Linked DNA regions of Homo sapiens: region 2 is linked to region 1. The links are chromatin contacts, found by Hi-C or POLR2A ChIA-PET in ENCODE. All regions are on one chromosome and are shown on one strand. Each heading gives the region's core, a stretch centred on a gene start or an enhancer-like site at or near the end of the contact. The rest is flanking DNA. Distances are from core to core; before and after follow the strand shown. Region 1 holds the start of KXD1 (KxDL motif containing 1). Region 2 overlaps LOC124904656 (a long non-coding RNA gene).

The links. A loop is a pair of places that touch in the nucleus more often than their neighbours do. ChIA-PET counts read pairs that join two places held with the same protein, here RNA polymerase II (POLR2A). Pooled maps may share reads with other maps.
Region 2: POLR2A ChIA-PET joins it to region 1 with 11 read pairs in PC-3. The contact joins the enhancer-like site here to the promoter of KXD1 in region 1. A Hi-C loop is called at or near these places in 6 of 50 pooled maps. POLR2A ChIA-PET finds 5 or more read pairs at or near these places in 2 of 52 experiments (PC-3 and activated CD4-positive, alpha-beta T cell).

The regions. Positions count from the first base shown.
Region 1 is chr19:18,553,669-18,559,119 of GRCh38, forward strand. It overlaps KXD1 (KxDL motif containing 1), which reads left to right and starts at 4,202. Exons shown (of 5, transcript NM_024069.4): 1 at 4,202-4,246. RefSeq lists enhancers at 3,229-4,020, 4,021-4,810 and a silencer at 4,301-4,460.
Region 2 is chr19:19,374,721-19,380,171 of GRCh38, forward strand. All of the region lies in intron 1 of LOC124904656 (a long non-coding RNA gene), which reads right to left. Among named protein-coding and RNA genes, the nearest start is that of GATAD2A, 28 kb to the right of the region's middle. RefSeq lists an enhancer at 3,642-4,287. Within about 2 kb of position 3,236, at least 13 of the 41 ENCODE cell types and tissues checked have a DNase peak (open chromatin) inside an H3K27ac peak, as active enhancers do.

The DNA.
Region 1 (5,451 bases), core at 2,952-5,451:
CGCGCCTGGCCACTTGTTTTGTTTTTTGAGACAGAGTCTCACTCTATCACCCAGCTGGAGTGCAACGGCACGATCTCGGCTCACCGCAACCTCAGCCACCTGGGTTCAAGCGATTCTCTTGCCTCAGCCTTCCAAGTAGTTGGGATAACAGGCATGCGCCACCTCGCCCAGCTAATTTTTGTGTTTTTAGTAGAGACAGGGTTTCGTCATGTTGGCCAGGCTGGTCTCAAACTCCTGACCCCAGGTGATCTGCCCCCCTCAGCCTCCCAAAATGCTAGGATTACAGGAGTGCACCTGGCCATGTTTGTATTTTTTGTAGAGACAGACTTTTGCCATGTTGCCCAGGCTGGTCTCAAACTCCTGAGTTCAACTGATCTGCCCGCCTCGGCCTCCCAAAGTGCTAGGATTACAGGCATGAACCACTGCACCCAGCTTCATGATTTGTATTTATTTGGAGAATGGGTCTCTGTCACCCAGGCTGGAGTGCAGTGGCTTGATCACAGCTCACTGCAGCCTCAAACTCCTGGGTTTAAGTGATCCTCCCACCTCATCCTTCTGAGTAGCTGAGATTACAGGTTTGTGCCACCACGCCTGGCTTATTGTTTAGCTGTGCCTGCTGACGGGTACCTCTAGAAGCAGTGACACCCCAGCAGCAATGAGCACACACAGCACCCAGATCTTAGTTTAATTTTTTTTTTTTGAAGACAGAGTCTCACTCTGTCCCGCAGGCCGGAGTGCAGTGGCGCAATCTCAGCTCATTGCAACCTCTGCCTCCCTGGTTCAAGCCATTCTCCTGCCTCAGCCTCCCTAGTAACTGGGATTACAGGCACACGCTGCCACACCCGGCTAACTTTTTGTGTTTTAGTAGAGACAGGGTTTCACTGTGTTGCCCAGGCTGGTCACGAACTCCTGAGCTCAGGCAATCTGCCTGCCTTGGCTTCCCAAAGTGTTAGGATTACAGGCATGAGCCACCGTGCCCGGCCTTTTTTTTTTTTTTTTTTTTTTGAGATGGAGTCTTGCTCTGTTGCCCAGGCTGGAGTGCAGTGGCGTGTTCTTGGCTCACTGCAACCTCTGTCTCCTGGGTTCAAGCAATTCTCCTGCCTCAGGCTCCCGAGTAGCTAGGACTACAGGTGTGCACCACAATGCCCAGCTAATTGTGTGTGTGTGGTGTGTGTGTGTGTGTGTGTGTGTGTTTTAGTAGGGACGGGGTTTCACCATGCTGGCCAGGCTGGTCTCAAACTCCTTACCTCAGGTAATCTGCCCGCCTCGGCCTCCCAGAATGCCGGGATTACAGGCATGAGCCACAGCACCCGGCTAATTTCTTTCTTTCTTTCCCTTCTTTCCCTCCCTCCCTCCCTTCCTTTCTTTCCTTCTTTCTTTTTTTTTTTTTTTTTTGAGATGGAGTTTCGCTCTTGTTGCCCAGGCTGGAGTGCAGTGGTGTGATCTCGGATCACTGCAACCTCTGTCTCCCAGGTTCAAACGATTCTCCTGCCTCAGCCTCCCAAGTAGCTAGGATTACAGGGATGTGCCACCATGCCTGGCTAATTTTGTATTTTTAGTAAAGACAGGGTTACTCCATGTTGGTCAGGCTGGTCTCGAACTCCCGACCTCAGGTGATCTGCCCACCTCAGCCTCCCAAAGTGCTGGGATTACAGGAGTGAGCCACTACACCCGGCCTCTTTCTTTTTTGTTTTGAGACAGAGTTTCGCTCTTGTTGCCCAGGCTGGAGTGCAGTGGGTGATCTCAGCTCACTGCAACCTCTGCCTCCCAGTTCCAAGTGATTCTCCAGTGTCTCGAGTAACTGGGATTACAGGTGCCCACCACCATGCCTGGCTAATTTTTTTGTGTTTTTAATAGAGATGGGGGGGTTTCATCATGTTGGCCCAGGTGGTCTCGAACTCCTGACTTCCTGATCTGCCCACCTCAGCTTCCCACAGTGCTGGGATTACAGGCGTGAATCACTGAGCCCCGACTGATCTTGGTTTCTAAATCCTACTCTTGAAGCAAAGGAACCAGGTTCCTTGGAGAAATGGCTGATTCCAGGGATTTTACACAGCATTGGATCATGTTGTGGAGCCCAAGATAAATAATGCTCAGAGAATGGTGGCGACATATTAAAAGGACACAGGAGCTTATTTATTATTTATTTATTTATTTATTGAGACGGAGTCTTGCTCTGTCGCCCAGGCTGGAGTGCAGTGGCTCGATCTCTGCTCACTGCAAGCTTCGCCTCCCGGGTTTGCACCATTCTCCTGCCTCAGCCTCCCGAGTAGCTAGGACCACAGGCACCTGCCACCACGCCTGGCTAATTTTTTGTATTTTTAGTAGAGATAGGGTTTCACCATGTTAGCCAGGATGGTCTCAATCTCCTGACCTCATGATCCGCCCGCCTCGGCCTCCCAAAGTGCTGGGATTACAGGCGTGAGCCACTGCACCCAGCCAGGAGCTAATTTAAAGGGGCAGGAAAGGAAATAATTATAATTATAATGATGTGGATTTATTAATCCACATCAGTTTATAGCGATTTTTGTTGTTGTTGTTGTTGTTGCTTTTTGAGACAAAGTCTCATTCTGTCACCCAGGCTGGAGTGCAGTGGCACAATCTCGGCTCACTGCAATCTCCGCCTCCCAGGTTCAAGAGATTCTCATGCCTCATCCTCCTGAGTAGCTATGATTATAGCACCTGCCACCACGCCAGGCTAATTTTTTTTTTTTTTTTTTGGATTTTTAGTAGAGACGGGGTTTCACCATGTTGGCCAGTCTGGTCTCAAACTCCCGACCTCAGGTGATCCACACGCCTGGCATCCCAAAGTGCTGGGGTTACAGGCGTGAGCCACTGCGCCGGGCCTGTTTGTTTTTTGAGACTGGGTCTCACTCTGTTGCCCAGGCTGGAGTGGGGTCTTCGTTCACTGCAACTTCTGCCTCCTGGCCTCAAACGATACTCCTACCTCAGCCTCTTGAGAAACTGGGACCACAGGCTCGGGCCACAGGCCCGTTTTTTTTTTTTTTTCCAATTGTAGCTGTGAGGCATTTTATTACAAAAACTTGGTACTCGTATACACAAACTAACATGAACTTAAAATACATTTTCTTCATTTTTTAGCTTGACCTTCTTTTTTTTTTTTGAGACGTGGTCTTGCTCTATCGCCCAAGCTGGAGTGCAGTGGTGCGATCTTGGCTTACTGCAGCCTCTGCCTCCTGGGTTCAAGCGATTCTCCTGCCTCAGCCTCCTGAGTAGCTGGGATTACAGGCTCCCGCCACCACTCCCGACTAATTTTTTTTATTTTTAGTAGAGACAAGGTTTCACCATGTTGGTCAGGCTGGTCTCGAACTCCTGATCTCGTGATCCGCCCGCCTCGGCCTCCCAAAGTGCTCGGATTACAATGACAGGATGTGAGCCACCGCGCCCAGCCTGTAAACCCTTTTGAAAAAATTCCCCAGCGCATTACTCCAAAACAACGTGGAAGTGTAAATGGAAACCAGGGCTGGGCGCGGTGGCTCATGCCTGTAATCCCAGCACTTTGGGAGGCCGAGGCGGGCAGATCACCTGAGGTCGGGAGATCGGGACCCGCCTGACCAACATGGAGAAACCCTGTCTCTACTAAAAACACAAAACTTGCCGGGCATGGTGGCACATGCCTGTAATTCCAGCTACTCCGGAAGGCTGAGGCAGATGAATCGCTTGAACCTGGGAAGCGGAGGTTGCGGTGAGCCGAGATCACGCCATTGTACTCCAGCCTGGGCAACAAGAGCGAAACTCTGTCTCAAAAAAAAAAAAAAAAAAAAAAAAAGGAAACTTGGACCAAAAAAATCAGCAAAAGTGGAGCAGGGATGTCTGAACACAGATGAGTCTAATTCCCTGCTTGGAAAGCAGGACACCTGAGTGTGGTTTGGCCTCTGACCACTGTAGCATTTACGACCTTGGGGAGGGTTACCACTCTGGGACCTCAGTCACACTATCTACAAAATGGGACACTTCTCTCAGCCTTCCTTCTTCCGGGCCGCTTTCAAGCCTGGGCTTCTGGAAATACGCAGGCGCGAGATGAATTGTTTGATTGGCTATTCATTGTGATGCACCCACGAGCTGAAGCTCCGTCTAAGCCCCGCCCTTTCCTGTCGTGACTTAACGCACGCAAGCGGCTCCAGGGTACGTCCCCGCCACGCGCGCTCGCAGGATCGGTGCGTGGTGACGTTTCGCCGGCGCGGGCGCCATCCCGGAAGCGCGAGCAAGGCCGCCAGATGTGCAGGTGCCGCCGCTACCGACGCCGGGGCCGAGTTTGGGGTGGGGCTGGGGACTCCAGGGCCGCGGGGAACCGGTCCGGGTCGGGCGCGGCCCCCGGGCTGCGGTGGGGTGGGGTGCGCCACTGGCCACATCTGGTCATTCCTGCTGCGCACAGGCCTCAGTTTCCCCGTCTGCTCAATGGATACGCAGGCGGCGCTACGGGCTGGATCTGGATCCGGATCAGGGGCATAGGAATTGGGGCCTCCTGTGTTCTGGGTGTGTCGTGTAACCTGGAGCTGGGCGTTGCCCGGTTTGTGCCTCAGTTTCCCTGTATTGTAGGGGACGGGGCGTGAGGGGATATTTGAGCCCCTCCCCACTTGGGGTTTTTCAGAGCTTGGATGGCTGAGTTAAATTCTGTTAAATAACCTGGATATAGAACCGTGGTGCTTCTCTGCCTCTCCCTGTGAGTTTCGGCAACGGAGCCCGCCCCTGTGAGCCTCAGTTTCACTCGGAGATGATTGTGTCTGCCTCGTAACGGTGATTGAGGATGAAATGAAGTGCTCTACAAGTGTTTGCCCGTAATATATTCTTAGAGGCCCCTGGGATGCTCTCAAAATGTTGATTCCCGGGACTTCTTCACACTCCTCTTGGAGAAACAGCCTGTCCTGAGCTCCAGTCGTTATCACCTTTGGTTTCAGTTGCCACAGACAGCACTGTGAGATCTTCATTCTACCTTATTTTCATTTTATGGTTGAAAAAACTGATTCAGAAGGGTGAAGTGGCTCTCCCATGGTCAAACAGCCTACCTCTCTGCGTTTCTTCAATAAATCTACATTTGGAGTTGGGATCAGAGCTCTTGCTGGGTCAATTTCACTGTGTATGTGGGCCAGACTAGCAGTAATCAGGGAAGGCTTCTTGGGAGAGGAAGTTGCGGGGGGACGGGAGGGAGGTGCCAGGAACCCCTCAGCCCTCACATCTGGGAGCCAGAGACAGAAAAGAGTCCTGTTTTGAAGGAGGAGTGTATCCCAGAAGGTCCCAGTACTGTGTCTCACTGGTACTAGCTATGGGCCTCCCTCTCCAGGTGTCTTTTTTTTTTTTTTTTTTTTTTTTTCAGTTGAGATGAAGTCTCCCTCTGTAGCCCACACTAGAATGCAGTGGCTTGATTTTGGCTCATTGCAACCTCTGCCTCCCGGGTTCAAGCGATTCTCCTGCCTCAGCCTCCTGAGTAGC
Region 2 (5,451 bases), core at 1,986-4,485, 820 kb after region 1:
CCATCTCTACAAAAAAACTTAAAAATTAGCTAGGCGTGGTGGCCTGCACCTGCAGTCCCAGGTATTCGGGAGGCTGAGGTGGGAGGATCGCTTGAGCTGGGGAGGTTGAGGCTGCAGTGAGCTGTGATCATGCCACTGCACTCCAGCCTCAGCAACAGAGCAAGACCCTGTCTCTAAAATCAGAAAGAAAGGAAGAAAAGGCAAAAAGAGGGGAAAAGAAGCCAAGAGAAAGGCTTGAAATGCATGTGGATGAAAGCCCTGACCTGTATTTTAGGCTCAGTTACACTCAGATGTAACTGTGTGTCTGGGATGCAAAAGAGCTCAGATCCTACAGAATCTCAAGGTGAATTCTTTTCCCTGAGTAGCATAAGGCATCTTTTTCCCATCTAACACTGGGTTGGGCTCCTCCCTTCTGTATGCAAAGTGGCCACAAGTGCCCAAAATGAACTCCCTCCAGTTCAGAAATGCATTCCTTCCTGGTTAGGGAAGTCACTGTTTTGACTTAGAAGTCTTCTATACTTCAGGCGTCTAGTGTCTACCTAATACCTTTTGCCTCAGAAAAGGGTCTAATCCCACTTAATTACAAGAAGATTTGCTGTTAGGTTTTTGACCTAGAGATCTAAAAAGGCCTGGCTGAAAGAGTTCCTGAGCTCCATCTGGACTTAATTCCAGATTTTCTAGCCAACCAACACTAATAAAGCTATACTCTGCTCCCCACCTCTGTATAATTCAGGTGCTACCTGACTTTCTCTGGTGAAGCAGCAGGAGTATTTAGGCCAACCTGTTGGTTTGGCTGTGTCTGTTTCTCTCTGGAAATAGACAATGACTTTTTCTTTTTTTTTTCTTGTTTTTGAGACAGAGTCTCACTCTATCGCCCAGGCTGGAGTGTAATGGCACACTCTTGGCTCACTGCAACCTCTGCCTCCCAGGTTCAAGTGATTCTCCTGCCTCAGCCTCCTGAGTAGCTGGGATTACAGGCGCCTGCCACCGCTCCTGGCTAATTTTTGTTTTATTTATTTATTTATTTATTTATTTATTTATTTATTTACTGAGACGGAGTCTCGCTGTCTCCCAGGCTGGATGCAGTGGCTCAATCTTGGCTCACTGCAAGTTCCACCTTGCCAGGTTCACGCCATTCTCCTGCCTCAGCCTCCCAAGTAGCTGGGACTACAGGCGCCCGTAATTTTTGTATTTTTAGTAGAGACAGGGTTTCGCCATGTTGGCAGGCTGGTCTAGAAATCCTGACCTCAGGTGATGCGCCTGCTTCGGCCTCCCAAAGTGGAGGGATTACAGGCGTGAGCCACTGCTCCCAGAGAGTATCTCATTCTTAACAGTTCTTTAACTGTTATCAAAATATTGGTCTCAAAGTACTTTAAGGCACCGAAATGAGGCACACATAAACATATCATCAACACGCTGAAATGTCATGAAAAAAATTATACTGAGAGACGTATATAAAATAAGATTTTTTTTCTTTTCTTTTTTTTTTTTTGAGACAGAGTCTTGCTCTGTAGCCCAGGCTGGAGTGCAGTGGCGCAATCTCAGCTCACTGCAAGCTCCGCCTCTCCGGTTCGCACCATTCTCCTGCCTCAGCCTCTGGAGTAGCTGGGACTACAGGCCCCCGCCACCACGCTCTGCTAACTCTTTTTTTGTATTTTTAGTAGAGATGGGGTTTCACCGTGTTAGTCAGGATGGTCTCGATCTCCTGACCTCATGATCCGCCCGCCTCAGCCTCCCACAGTGCTGGGATTACAGGCGTGAGCCACCGCTCCCGACCCAAGATTATTTTTTTAAACTGAAAAAATGTATAGTAATTAGCCAATAAACCAGAATCTGTAACATTAGATATATATATATATATATATATATATATATATATATTTTTTTTTTTTTTTTTTTTTTTTTTTTTCCTGAGGCGGAGTTTTGCTCTGTTGCCAGGCTGCAGTGCAGTGGTGCGATCTCGGCTCACGGCAACCTCTGCCTCCTGGTTTCAAGTGATTCTCCTGCCTCAGCCTCCCAAGTAGCTGGGACTACAGGCACGCGCCAAGACCAGCTACTTTTTTTTTTTTTTGAGACGAAGTTTTGCGTTTTGCTCTTGTTGCCCAGGCTAGGAGTGCAATGGCGTGATCTCCGCTCATTGCAACCTCTGCCTCCCGGGTTCAAGCGATTCTCCTGCCTCAGCCTCCCGTGTAGCTGGGATTATAGGCAAGTGCCACCATGCCCGGCTAATTTTATATATATTTTTTTAATAGAGACAGGGTTTCTCCATGTTGGTCAGGCTGATCTTGAACTCCCGACCTCAGGTGATAGGCCCACCTCAGCCTCCCAAAGTGCTGGGATTACAAGCATGAGCCACCGTGCCCGGCCAATTTTTGTATTTTTAGTAGAGACAGTTTTCACTATGTTGGCCAGGATGGTCTCAATCTCTTGACCTAATGATCTGCCGGCCTCAGCCTCTCAAAGTGCTGGGGTTACAGGCGTAAGCCACCGCATCCTGCCTAGACACTGACTTTTTCAACACATTTTCCCTGGAAGAACCAAGACCAATTCTGATGGGCTTCCCAAAGGATGCAGGTTGTAATGGATTAACAGTTAACATATGTGAACCTGAAAGTGCTTGGCAAATCCAAATAAATATGTTTTCTTTTTTGGGGTATGGGGGGACAGGGTCTCACTCTGGCCAGGCTGGAGTGTAGTGGCACTATCATAGCTCACTGCAGCCTCAAATTCCTGGACTCACGTGATCTCCCTGCCTCAGCCTCCTGAATAGCTGAGACTACAGACATGCACCACCACGCCCAGCTAAATTTTTTATTTTTTGTGGAGACAAAGTCTCACCATGTTGCCCAGGCTGGTCTCGAACTCCCAGGCTCAAGCAATTTTAAAGTGCTAGGATTACAGGTGTGAGTAGCTGCACCCAGCCCCAAATGAATTATGCAGTCCAATAATCTTAGGGGGTAATGATGGAGGGCACCTTGCTTTGTGCACCTGAACCGCCACTGTCATTGACACCAGAGTGCTTTAGCTCTTCTGCTTATTACCCTTCCCACTGGTATTAATTAGCCATCATTCCTCATTGCCAGTGGGCACTGCTTCCTTTGTCCAAGGGTACAGCATCAACAGGAGGTCTCACAGGCTAGCACCAGGGAACCCTCACTTTTCTAGCTACCACTGAGGCTCCGCCTCCCTTGTCTCTTGTGGAGTGGCCTGGCTCCGTTCCCATTTCCCTATTTGGATGTGAATGTCACTTAGCCAGTTTGCCCACATGATTTCCCAGAGCCAGGAAGGGAAACGCCTTGGTGCAGAGATGCAATCACGGCTACCACCAAGGAAAAGAAGGCACATCCTTGGCGATTCTGTCACGTGGTATCTCTTTCTTCTTTCTTTCTTTTTTTTTTTTGTTGTTGTTGTTCTTGTAGGTTGTTTGGTCTGTTTGGTTTGTTTTTGAGAAGGAGTTTTGCTCTTGTCGCCCAGGCTGGAGTGCAATGGTGCGATCTCGGCTCACTGCAACCTCCTTCTCCCGGGTTCTAGTGATTCTCCTGCCTCAATCTCCTGAGTAGCTGGGATTACAGGTGCCTGCCACCACGCCCAGCTAATTTTTTGTTTGTTTTGAGACGGAGTCTGGGTCTGTCGCCCAAGCTGGAGTGCAGTGGCGCCATCTCGGCTCACTGCAAGCTCCGCCTCCTGGGTTCACCCCATTCTCCTGCCTCAGCCTCCTGAGTAGCTGGGACTACAGGCGCCCGACACCACGCCCGGCTAATTTTTTGTAGTTTTAGTAAAGACGGGGTTTCACTATGTTAGCCAGGATGGTCTCGATCTCCTGACCTTGTGATCCGCCCGCCTCGGCCTCCCAAAGTGCTAGGATTATAGGCATGAGCCACCGCGCCCGGCAGATGCCTGGCTAATTTTTGTATTTTTAGTGGAGATGGGGTTTCATCATGTTGGCCAGGCTGGTCTTGAGCTCCTGACCTCAGGTGATCCATCTGCCTCGGCCTCTCAAAGTGCTGGGATTACAGGCATGAGGCCCTGCACCCGGCCACTTACAGCTGAATCCTAAACTTGTATTGTCTGAATCTAAAATTGGGCCCATGTGCAGGAATGGTGACATGAAGGGAGGCGAGGTCTAAGCCCTGTTGAGTCCTTGTGCAAAGCGGAACCATATTAAGAACCTAAAACTTAATATGTTAATATGAGTGCAGTGGCTCACGCCTGTAATCCCAGCACTTTGGAAGGCCAAGGCAGGCGGATCACGAGGTCACGAGTTCAAGACTAGCTTGGCCAACATTGGGAAACCCCGTCTCTACTAAAAATACAAAAATTAGGTTCATGCCTGTAATCCCAGCTACTAAGGAGGCTGAGGCAAGAGAATCGTTTTAACCTGGGAAGCAGAGGCTGCAGTGAGCCGAGAGCACATGATTGCACTCCAGCCTGGGTGATAGTGAGAGACTGCGACTCAAAAAAACAAAAAGGTCGGGCGTGGTGGCTCACACCTGTAATCCCAGCACTTTGGGAGGCTGAGGCAGGCAGATCATGAGGTCAGGAGTTCAAGACCAGCCTGGCCAACATGATGAAACCTCATCTCTACTAAAAGTACAAAAAATTATCTGGGTGTGGTGGCGAGTGTCTGTAATCACAGCTACTCGGGAGGCTGAGGCAGAAGAATCGCTTGAACCTGGGAGGCAGAGGTTGCAGTGAGCTGAGATTGCGACATTGTACTCCAGCCTGGGCAACAAGAGCGAAACTCCGTCTCAAAAAAAAAAATAATAATAATAATTAGCCGGGTGTGGTGGCATGTGCCTGTAGTCCCAGCTGCTTGAGAGGCTGAGGCACGAGAATCGCCTGAACCTGGGAGACAGAGAATGCAGTGAGCTGAGACATGACACTGCACTCCAGCCTGGGCAACAGAATGATATTCTGTTTCCAAAAAAAAAAAAAAAAAAACAAATCAGAACATCAGTCTCTAAGGATTGCACTGAGAATTGTGAGCTCAAAGTGTCCACAGTGCCTGGTACACAGTAGAACACAGAAAATTTCAGTTTCATTCCAGTCTCTGGGATTCTTTCTGAGAGCAGGAATTTAACCTTATTCATTTAAGTAATCCCTCAGTGCTCTGCACATGACTTTACTTTATAGTTGTTGAATTGAACCAGGATCAAAGAGCAGCTCATTGTCCAGCCTCTTCACTTCATACATGAGAAACTGAGCAGCACAGAGGGCAACTGTAACTCATCCACATCCCACTTGTTTGTTTTTTTGTTTGTTTGTTTGTTTGTTTTTGATACGGAGTCTCTCTCTGTTGCCCAGGCTGGAGTGCAGGGGTGCGATCTTGGCTCACTGCAACCTCTGCCTCCCAGGTTCAAGCGATTCTCCTGCCTCAGCCTCCGGAGTAGCTGGGACTACAGGCATGTGCCAGGACGCCTGGCTAATTTTTTGTATTTTTAGTAGAGATGG